2 separate regions of the Mus musculus genome follow, and region 2 is linked to region 1. A link is a contact called in ENCODE POLR2A ChIA-PET data. All regions are on one chromosome and are shown on one strand. Each heading gives the region's core, a stretch centred on a gene start or an enhancer-like site at or near the end of the contact. The rest is flanking DNA. Distances are from core to core; before and after follow the strand shown. Region 1 overlaps Zbtb4 (zinc finger and BTB domain containing 4). Region 2 holds the start of Slc2a4 (solute carrier family 2 (facilitated glucose transporter), member 4).

Region 1 (5,531 bases), core at 648-3,147:
TCAGTCAGGTGTGGGAGAAGATGAGGCTAGCCTGGGCTACATAGTAAGATCCTGTCTGCAAATGACAGAAAGAATAAAAGAAGGGAGGAAAGGCATTCTTGCACTTGGGTTTGTGTCCAGATGCTGCTCCTGCCTTTCGCCAAGCTGTACTTGGCGTTCAGAGCTTAAGGAGAGCTGCAGTTGGCATGGTGAAGGGCCGAGCCTGCTGAGTGGTGAAGCACTGCACAGTTATTTTCCCTTCCCACGCTCATCATTTCATAGATCTACCATGTTCTTCACCCATGTGGCTCATTTGGAGGCCCAAGGAAACATTCTCAGGTTTAGATGCCATCAGGGTAGAAGACTTTGGACCCGAAAAATCAGGATGCCTCCCAGCCTGTTAAAGACTTTTTTTTTTTTTTTTTTACTTTCTGAAACAGAGATTCTCTTTGTAGTCTTAGCTGTCCTGGAACTTGCTCTGTAGACCAGAGATCCACCTGCCTTTTGTCTCCCAAGTGCTGGGATTAAAGTTGTGAGGCACCAAATCTGACCTAAAAGAGCTCTTTTTTAAAGTGTATATACATTGTGTGTGTGGTGTGTGATTATATATATATGTGTGTGTGTGTGTACACATATACATGTGTATACACACACATATATTTTTTACATGAATGAATGTTTGTTTCATGTATGTATATATGTACTACCTACGTGCCTAAGACTTACAGATGGTTGTGAGCCACCATGTGGCCCTGGAAACCAGGGTTCTCTGGAAGAGCAGTCAGTGCTCTTAACTGCTGAGCCATCTATCTGTCCAGCCCTAAAGCTGTGCAGTAGAGGTTCTGCCAGTGTAGCTCAGGAGTACTGTGAGTGCGCATGTACAGGAAGGGACATCTGGGGTGTGAATCCTTAGCTGCTTTCTTTGTGATTGAAAGCATTAAAGCCCTCTGTAATATGTCACTTCTACTGTATAGATCTTCATTCACAAGCTCCCTCCATACCTGGGTCTGAAGAGGCCCAAACCCGAGAGAGACCAACTCCCTGAACCACATCACTCTCTTTCTCCAAGAAGTGGCTGGGGCAGAGGAACTGATGAATATTTCATCCGGAAGCCTCCAAGTGATTTTCTTTTCCCTAAACTTAACAGGTAAGACCTACACTAGTCGCTGGGTGTGGTGGTGCACGCCTTTAATCCCAGCACTCGGGAGGCAGAGGCAGGCAGATTTCTGAGTTCGAGGCCAGCCTGGTCTACAAAGTGAGTTCCAGGACAGCCAGGGCTATACAGAGAAACTCTGTCTCGAAAAACAAAACAAACAAAAAAACAAAACAAAACAAAAAACAACAACAAAAAAAGACCTACACTAATCAATCACTTGGGCAAGGGAGAGCTACAGCTCCCAGAAGACAGTGGAAGGTAATGTGGCCTAGCATCATGGGAGTTGTAGGAACCTTGTCTGTGCTTGCATTGTAAAAAGGTGGCATTTAAAAGTTTAAAGAGCCAGAAACTTGCAAAAGTCTGGAGAGGTCGGAAGGTCTCTCCCAGGTACGGAAGGTTGTTGGAGGAGGCAGCTGGAGCAGGGTTGACAGGTCAACGGGAACTTCACATTCTCTTTGAACCCAGGGTGTGGTCAAACAGTCCCCACCCTACACACACAGGTTTCAGCCTGAATCATCTGCCCCGGACCTGCGACGATTTATCGATGGTCCAACCCGGGCTGTAGGTCTGCCTCAGGAGCTACGAGAGGTCATTTCCTCAATCAGCTACATGGCCCGACAGCTTCAGGAACAGGAGGACCACGACGCAGTAAGTCCAAAGAGTCTGGAGCCTGTGGGCTCATGGACCTCGGCTCCACCCTTAACTTTAAGCTCCGCCTTTAGCAGGCCCTTCCGTTTCTGATTGGAAGTGTGCTTGGTTTGTCCTTCCTGCTTTCCGACTGGTTTCCTTGCTTTCATATCTAGCTGGAGCCTTACTTTTGCGCTACTTATCTTTTTCTCACATTCCAAGTAACAATACCTTGGCAGAAAACTGAAAGGGGTGGGCACCCCAAAACTCCAGACCTGGAGTTATTTATTTATTTTTGTCTACCCTTAGCTGAAGGAGGACTGGCAGTTTGTGGCCATGGTTGTGGACCGTCTTTTTCTGTGGACATTCATCGTTTTCACAAGCGTCGGGACCCTAGTCATTTTCCTAGATGCCACGTACCATTTGCCCCCTCCTGAACCTTTCCCTTGAGGACCCTCCGGTCATTTTTGCCAAATGCTGCAGGTACTCTCAAGCTCAATAGCGCTTGGCGCTTGTAAGAATCTTGTTTCTGGGAAGACGTTCAAGTGAGACTTGGAGGCTGAGCATGGTGCCTTGGACCCACCCGAAATGTCCTTCTACTTATTATTTAGAGTTTTGTTCTTCTGCGGTTTTGTTTTTGTTGTTTTTGAGACAGAGTCTCACTCTGTGGCCCAGGCTAGCCTGGAACTGTGGCGTCCAGGCTGGTCTCAAACTCCCAACAATGTTACTTCCTTAGCCTAGCAATTGTTGGAATCACAGACCTGGTAAACCAGCACACTTGGAGTTTGTTTCTTGAAACTACATAGAATGTCACAGCTTAGATCTCTAGTGAAATAGAATTATAACCAAGTAGTAGACTGTAAGCCTTTTGAGGACAGGAGATCTGTTGGCTACTGAATTATCCCCAGCAATGTGTACAGGTCCTAGCCCATAAGTGCTTAACATTTGTTGAAGAGAGGGAAAATAAATCTGGAAGGAAATATAAATATCGCCTACAATTGCACGTATTAAAATTAAAATGTAGAAAATGATTAATCATTTTTGTCTATTTTTAACTTTCTAAAATTTATTTTTTGCAATGATTACCACCTTTAGAGTGAAAAAAGGTTATTTCTAAAAGTCAGCATTTGCAATAAACATTTAAAAAAGGGGGAGGGGGGGAGTGGTGGTGAATGCCTGTAATCTCAGAACTTGGAAGACAGAGGCAGGAGGATTGCTATGAGTTCAAGGCCAACCTCTGCTACATATTGAGAGATCTCATTCAAACCAGGCATAGTGTCCCATACTTAGAACCCCAGCGTTGGAAGGCTGAGGCAGGACTGCTGTGGGTTTCACCCAGTCGAGGTTATAGAATGAGACCTTGTCTCACACACAACCTTATTCAAGTGCTAGCTCTGGCACACAAACCACTAAACTACTCACTATCTGTTGTTATATCTGTAAAATGGAGCACGTAGTAGTATGTGCCCATAGAGAATTCCTAACAGTATATATCAGAGCTTTCAAACAGGTGCATTTTTTTTTTTGGCTTGGGTTTTTTTGTTTTGTTTTATTTTTTGCCTATGTCCTTGGGCTGTACAGTATTTATTGGTTTGTTTTTAGAGTAGTTGGAATTGAACCCAGAATTGCAAACAGTAGGCAAGTCATCTACCTCTGAGCTATTTAACAGACCTTATTTTTCCTTCATTTTTGACTTCATGGTTTTGTTACTGTTGTTTAAGACAGTCTTGATATAGTCCAGGCTGGTCTTGAACTCTCAGCAACCCTTTTGCCTTACCCTCTCAAATGCTGGGGTCACAGTTTTTCACCACTAGTGCAGCTTTAATTTTTGTTTTGTTTTGAGACAGGGTCTCATACAGTCCAGGTTGGCTGAACTCACTACAGAGCTAAGAACCACTTAAACTCCTGATCCATCTGCTTCTTTCAAGAACTGGGATTATAGACACATCTCACCAAGCCTGGTTTTTGTTTTAGAAACAGAGTCTTAGTAAGTTGTCCAACCTGGCCTTTAACTCACTACGGTACACAGCCTCGAGACATGGTCTCGCTCTGTAACCATGGCTAGCCTGGAGCTTGTTGTGTAGACCAGGTTGGCCTCAAACTCCACTTGCTTCTGCCTCATGAATGCTAGGATTAAAGATATCTTAAATGTGGATTAGGGACTGGAGAGAGATGATTCCGAGGTTAGGAACATTGGCTGCTCTTCTTCAGGATTTGATTCCTATCACCCACATGTGCAACTCCAGCCCCCAGTGGATCGAATACCCTCTTTCTGACCTCCTCTGGCACCGTATATGTGTGGTACACAGACCTACATGCAAGCAAAACACTCAAAGGAAAAAAAGTAGTTGAAGCTTGGTACCTTTAAAGTTTGTGTACCTTACAGACATTTGGGTTTTTTGGCTTCTCTTGAAAACATTTAGAAAGCTATAGTGACGAGAGACCAGATGCGGCTGTTGACAGCAACTTGCCAGGGCTTATGAGTCGCAACCCACTCTGGTCAGGATACTCAAACCAGACAAGATCTCATCTACCTGTCCAGCCTTACTCGTGCTCCCAGCTATTCCTCCATAAAGAGACCCAGCAGGCAAGATGAAGCCAAGGAGACAGGAGTGGAGTAAGGAGCTCTTATGGCAATGATGCAATCTCTGCACCTGGCTTAAGGCAAAGGTTATTCTGGGACATAGAAATCTTGAACACAGCACTTAAGGGTGCTTCTAAAGGTGGGGGCAGGGGAGCACTGCATTTTTAAGAAGGGACCTTGTGAGAAAGGGGCTATGGAACTCTATGTGTAGCTGAAGATGACCCTTAACCTTCACCTCCCAAGCGCTTGTTTTATAGGTGTGTGCCATCTTGTTGAGCTGAGAAACACACCCGCATTCTACTCAAGCCCTCTCTCTACCGACTGAGCTACATCCCCAGCTCCAGAGTTAGCATCTCTGTGTAGAGAGGTCAGATAGAAGTGAGCTGCAGCCTAGGGGCTAGACAACTACAGTGAAGCACCTGGAGTCAGGAGTAGGCTACAGGTCTCAGGATCCCTGCCAAGCAAAGACAACAAATGCCTGCCCCCTACCCCCAGTCACACAAATGATCGCATCTGGCATCCCGCTGTGAGCATAGTTCATTTGTCTTGTTGATTTATTGGCCTAGAGAATTGGAAACACACACAAATCTGGAGATAAATAGTGGTCAGATTCTCTAAATCTGGGTCCTCACTACATATAGAGCTAGAGTCTGTAAAATTCTAAATCTTGCGTGCTGTGGCACAGAACCAGTGGCTTCCCACTTTCTCCCTTCTTCCCAGGTCACATGGGGAAAGAGGGCACAAACTGACAAGACTTGATCACCTTCAAATGACAAAATTGCGAAATCCCAAACTTCCAACACCTGAAACTCATGATATCGAGACCTTCCATCTCAAATACATATTTTTAAGTTTCTGCTTTGCCACAACTATTTGTTGCTAAATTCTGGAAGCTATTCTCTTTACCCTTATTAAAAACAAAAAACGACAACAAAAAAAAGCCCACATAAGAATCTCAATTCTTCCAAAAGGTAGAATTTTGATCTATTCTGAAATTCAAATTCCCCAGACCATTTTTTACCCCTTCTCTCATGACTTCCTCAGAGGAGGGCAGTGGAGGGTAGGAGGGACCCCTGTCTGCCCCCTGCCTTCAGGCCTTCCTCAGTCTCTCTTGTGGTTCCGCTGTATATATAGATATATTTATATATATAATTTGTGTGTAGATATATATATATGTATTCTTTA
Region 2 (5,634 bases), core at 127-2,626, 160 kb before region 1:
CCTGGAACTGAAGTTACAGATGGTTGTAGCTTCCACATGTGTGCTGGGAATCAAACCTGATTCTGGAAGAGCAGTCAATGCTTTTATCTGCTGAGCCATCTTTCTTGCCCCTCCACCCTCCTCTTCAGGGAAGAGGAGAAGCAAGAAAAGCAGTCATGACAGGATAGTCCAGAATAAAGTGGTAGTGGTACGGATGAAGAAAACCAATGTGCAAGAGAAGTCAAAACACCAACATTGAGAAGACACCATGAAAGTGACTGGTTAGCTCCTTGGGAAAAGGAACTTGAAGGAGGTCCATACTTGTACGTGTTCGTCATATAAACGGTACCATTCTGGCGGCAGCTAGACTCAGGTCTGGCGTTCCATAGAGGGCTGGGTTGTAGGTTATTGAGCTCTCAGGGGAAGGGTTAATAGAAGAGAGCCACCCCAGAAGTTAGCTACCCTGGTGCAATCCACTAAGGTTCCTCGCTCTCCCTCTAGGTGGCGCCAGAAGCCTTGCACTTCTCTTGGGCCTTTTTCTGAATTGAGCTCTCTCTCCACATTCTTCGCCAGCTCTCTCCCTGGACGTGCTTAGGTCGTGCCCTCTCAGCTGTAGACCCAAAACAGTAGCTGACTCTGGAAAGCTTGTCGCCCACGCGGCCAGCACATGCCTGGAGGCTCAGGGACTTCAGGGAGGGTGGTGTGACTGGCGTGAGCACCTGTCCCTTGGGTCCCCTCCAAGAACCAGTGTAGAGACTATGTGGAGGGGATGGGCCAGTAGGCAGCGCGCCGCCCAGAGATGCGTGGAAAGAAAGGACGATCAGGCATGGTCTCCAGATACACTAGGAACGGAAGTTATTGGTCCCTTGGATCATCTCCTCGTGGGAAGCGTGTCGCGGACCCTTTAAGGCTCCATCTCCTTTGCCCTCCCCCGCCTGGGACAGGCTGGGACACCCGGGACCTGACATTTGGCGGAGCCTAACGTGGGAACTAAAAATAGCCACTCCGGGTTACTTCGGGGCATACACACATACACACACACACACACACACACACACGCGGGCTCTATGTCATCCTGCTGGAGTTACCCCGTACCCTGGCAAGTACATGTAGCCCATACCCTCCTCTTCGACCTTTCAGGGGGACCAGCTGCACTCAATTCTTTCAGAAATTTCGCAGTCCAAGATTTTGGATGGCGGGAAGAGCCTTTTGTTCCAAGGACCCTACTTTGAAAACTCAGAAGCAGGCGGGAACCTTAGGGGCGTGTCTCCCCAGCCAGCACTAGGGCTAGGGGTGGGGGCGTGGCCTTTTGGGGTGTGCGGGCTCCTGGCCAATGGGTGTTGTGAAGGGCGTGTCCTATGGCGGGGCGGGAGTGGGGAGGTGGCTTCAGCTCTCCGCATCTTTCCCCCTCAAGCGGGTCTCACTAGATCCCGGAGAGCCTTGGTGCTCTCCGGTTCCGTGGGTTGTGGCAGTGAGTCCCACCAGACCCGCCCTTTGCACACGGCTTCCGAACGCCGGGGTCTCGTGCCGGCCAGGCCCGGACCCTATACCCTATTCATTTTTTTCTTATTGCAGCGCCTGAGTCTTTTCTTCTTTTAAAACAAGATGCCGTCGGGTTTCCAGCAGATCGGCTCTGACGTAAGGTTCAGCATACCGGGGCGAATTGGGAAATCTGGTCCAGTTTTTCTTGGGCTGAGTTTGGGGTTGGGGTCAGCTAGGAGGCGGTTCTTGCGCAGGCGCAGGGGTTGGAGATGGGGGGCTGGCTATTTATATTCAGCCTAGACAACCCGTGACTGTCAAATTCCAATCCCGCCAAGAGACAGAGTGGGTCCGAGAGACTCTTTACGCGCCCAGGCTGAGAGACTGGATTCTCGGGAATCCAGAACTTGTCTCCTAGCCTACTGTGCACTGCATGGGGTGACACTCTGCCCACGACTCTATTTGGAATGGTAGATCCAGAGTCTCGCCTTCCCTTCCCGGAGCTGTTCAGATTTACGGTGTTTCTAGGACCCGAGCACTTCGGGGGCCCCACCCCCACTGCTGGCTGTCTTCCAGGAGGCTGAACTTTCTCTCGGCCTTGCGGTGGGTGGAGGGGCAGAGGGGAGTGTCAGCCCCCCCCCCCAGCTCAGGTTTCCTCTTGGAGACAGACTGTGCCGCCAGCAGTAGCCACCACTGCCACCGCCCCTCACACCACTCACTACCATCCCTCCTCTTCCCCTGGGCATGGCTCTCTCTCCCTGCTAAAATCCCCCCTCACATCCCCGAGTACTTGGTCCCAGTTTAGGAGCTGAGGGTTGGCTAGGCCTAGACCTAAAAGGCTACCCCAAAGCAATGACCCAGACGCCCTTTCTGGACTAGCCATTCTTGGGCCTGTTTACGGCCTACTGGAGCAAGCTGAGAGAACTTCCAGAAGGAAGAGACAAGGGCTAGAGGTGATGTTAAAACATTATTTATATTAGTTTATAAAACAGGCACTGTCTGGGATACTGTTATAGTTGATTTTGATTTTTCAAGTGTTTTCACAGACTGACAGGTAGCCGAGGGAGGCAATATCACCTGACAGAAGAGGAAATCCAGGTTCAGTTTAGAGTGGGGAAGTGACTTACCCAAGGTCACACAAGTCTTGAGTCTGTCTCAAGGTCACAGGGGAATTTTGAGGTCCAGATCCTCAAACTTTTGCCTGTGGTGTGGACACAGAGATCGGTTTTTTCCTACATGCCCAGGTTCCTGTGGCGTTCTGTTTACAGTGAGATCTTTGTACAATTCCTAATATGGCCCACTTTCTCTCATCCAGTATGTTGGATGGAGCCCAGAATCTTCATGCTGCAGCTAGGCCTGGGCCCCTGAAGGAAGTCAAACATGACTCTACATGACATACCTTCCTTTGTTTCTGTCTGTCCAGGATGGGGAACCCCCTCGGCAGCGAGTGACTGGAACACTGGTCCTAGCTGTATTCTCAGCTGTGCTTGGCTCCCTTCAGTTTGGCTATAACATTGGGGTTATCAATGCCCCACAGAAGGTGAGTGACCTACCAGCTGTTGGGGTGTGGTGGGCGGGGTATATCAGGCAGTGGAAAGAGAAAGGTCTCTAGAGTTACTCCCATATTCCCCCCCCTCCCTCGCAACCAGGTGATTGAACAGAGCTACAATGCAACGTGGCTGGGTAGGCAAGGTCCTGGGGGACCGGATTCCATCCCACAAGGCACCCTCACTACGCTCTGGGCTCTCTCCGTGGCCATCTTCTCTGTGGGTGGCATGATCTCTTCCTTTCTCATTGGCATCATTTCTCAATGGTTGGGAAGGTATGGAGCTGGAGGGCAGAGGAGGGGAGGAGTAGGACGGAGGGCCACAGCATGGGTGTCGTGACCAGCCCTCCTCTCTGTGTGCCTGCCAGGAAAAGGGCTATGCTGGCCAACAATGTCTTGGCCGTGTTGGGGGGCGCCCTCATGGGCCTAGCCAATGCCGCGGCCTCCTATGAGATACTCATTCTTGGACGGTTCCTCATTGGCGCCTACTCAGGTACCCACAGGTGCTATGGCTCTACTCTGTGCCTCTGCTCTCCTTAATGTATGTGTATGAGCTTCTATATGGAATATGCAGCTATCCTCGGCTCTCTCTTCTTCCTTCTGCCCAGGGCTAACATCAGGGCTGGTGCCCATGTATGTGGGAGAAATCGCCCCCACTCATCTTCGGGGTGCCTTGGGAACACTCAACCAACTGGCCATCGTCATTGGCATTCTGGTTGCCCAGGTAAAAAGACCTGGCTTTGTGGGGAGCTGGAGTAGGAGTTGGAGAGGACGCCTGCATTTGGGCTGGAAGGAAGAGCAAAGTCACTTTTCCTCTTTCCTGTCTTTTCCTACAGGTGCTGGGCTTGGAGTCTATGCTGGGCACAGCTACCCTGTGGCCACTGCTTCTGGCTCTCACAGTACTCCCTGCTCTCCTGCAGCTGATTCTGCTGCCCTTCTGTCCTGAGAGCCCCAGATACCTCTACATCATCCGGAACCTGGAGGGGCCTGCCCGAAAGAGTGAGCCCTCACCTTGTATCTAGCCCAGGCTCATACCTCCACCCCATCTTGCTAGTAACCGGGCCTCCTCTCGGGTTCCCTAAAGCCTGACATTCCCCTCCCCCAGGTCTAAAGCGCCTGACCGGCTGGGCTGATGTGTCTGACGCACTAGCTGAGCTGAAGGATGAGAAACGGAAGTTGGAGAGAGAGCGTCCAATGTCCTTGCTCCAGCTCCTGGGCAGCCGCACCCACCGGCAGCCTCTGATCATCGCAGTGGTGCTGCAGCTGAGCCAACAGCTCTCAGGCATCAATGCTGTACGTAGAGAGGCCCAGGCAGAGCATGGGTCAGGTACCAGTTTGGGAAAAGGGAGCAAGTCACCGCCTCCATTAGCATTCAGGCTCAGTCTGGTTTGGTGTGGTTAGAATAAAGGAGCAGACATCCCTAGCTCTGCCTCTCCTGTCCCCCCTCACTTCTAGGTTTTCTACTATTCAACCAGCATCTTCGAGTCGGCTGGGGTGGGACAGCCAGCCTACGCCACCATAGGAGCTGGTGTGGTCAATACGGTCTTCACGTTGGTCTCGGTAACTGCTTGCCTGTGGAATGGCCACACCACTGGTGTCATAGCCCTGGGTGCCCTGGGGTTACTCTTTGTCACCAACTGACCGCTGCACACACAACCCCCTCTCCCCCACAGGTGCTCTTAGTAGAACGAGCTGGACGACGGACACTCCATCTGTTGGGCCTGGCCGGCATGTGTGGCTGTGCCATCTTGATGACCGTGGCTCTGCTGCTGCTGGTGAGGCCTCAGGACTTTGAGAATACAGCAATCTTACCCATGGGGATAACCCCAAGAGGCTCTGTGGCTGGCTGTGCCAGGACCGTGGGTGGGTGCTGTAGTCTACGGTCTATGTTTCTGAGGTACCCTGGCCACGCTGGGGCCTAGCATAATGTAATAGTTCCTATGAAACCTCAGGAGCAATGATTCCCAAAAGCACAACTTCGGAGCCAAGGGAGCAAGAAACCAGAACATTCTACCTTGAAACTTCCAGAGGTAGCCAACAAAATGACAGCAGCTCTCAGAAACGCTCTGGGGCAGTGCAGCACTTGGTAGGCTGAGGTGGAGGCCTTGAAAGTTCAAGGCCAAACTGGGCAACATGTGACACTGTCTAAAAGGGCAGTGGACGGGGGATGCTTTAGGCCTGCTTTAGCCTAGAATGGTAGCTTCTACCCGATTAAGCCCTGGAAGATTTCAGTTCTCTGGGCCAAAGGCAAGGGGAAAGGCCAGAACCAAATTTTCTGCTATTCCTTCCTGGTCTCTAGGAACGGGTTCCAGCCATGAGCTATGTCTCCATCGTGGCCATATTTGGCTTTGTGGCCTTCTTTGAGATTGGCCCTGGCCCCATTCCCTGGTTCATTGTGGCAGAGCTCTTCAGCCAGGGCCCCCGCCCAGCCGCCATGGCTGTCGCTGGTTTCTCCAACTGGACCTGTAACTTCATTGTCGGCATGGGTTTCCAGTATGTTGCGGTAGGTTCCCTACCCTTTGCCCAGTTTCCCACATCCGTGGCCAGAGGGAAGGCAAATCCTCCCGGCCCCCCCCCCCCAGTTCCCTCACTGTCTGGTCAGGGACTCCCAGCCATGTAGGTGGTCTCTG

Evidence for each region. ChIA-PET counts read pairs that join two places held with the same protein, here RNA polymerase II (POLR2A).
Region 2: POLR2A ChIA-PET joins it to region 1 with 11 read pairs in embryonic stem cell. The contact joins the promoter of Slc2a4 here to the enhancer-like site in region 1. POLR2A ChIA-PET finds 5 or more read pairs at or near these places in 3 of 5 experiments (Patski and embryonic stem cell).

Annotation. Positions count from the first base shown.
Region 1 is chr11:69,781,302-69,786,832 of GRCm38, reverse strand. Zbtb4 (zinc finger and BTB domain containing 4) reads right to left here. Exons shown (of 4, transcript NM_029348.2): 4 at 2,807-5,531. It overlaps Chrnb1 (cholinergic receptor, nicotinic, beta polypeptide 1 (muscle)), which reads left to right. Exons shown (of 11, transcript NM_009601.4): 9 at 954-1,126; 10 at 1,636-1,783; 11 at 2,072-2,797. The coding sequence ends at 2,212. Among named protein-coding and RNA genes, the nearest start is that of Chrnb1, 12 kb to the left of the region's middle. Within about 2 kb of position 1,897, at least 1 of the 3 ENCODE cell types and tissues checked has a DNase peak (open chromatin) inside an H3K27ac peak, as active enhancers do.
Region 2 is chr11:69,943,932-69,949,565 of GRCm38, reverse strand. It overlaps Slc2a4 (solute carrier family 2 (facilitated glucose transporter), member 4), which reads left to right and starts at 1,376. Exons shown (of 11, transcript NM_009204.2): 1 at 1,376-1,617; 2 at 2,882-2,998; 3 at 3,108-3,280; 4 at 3,373-3,497; 5 at 3,613-3,728; 6 at 3,841-4,003; 7 at 4,110-4,297; 8 at 4,460-4,564; 9 at 4,678-4,779; 10 at 5,304-5,507. The coding sequence starts at 1,585.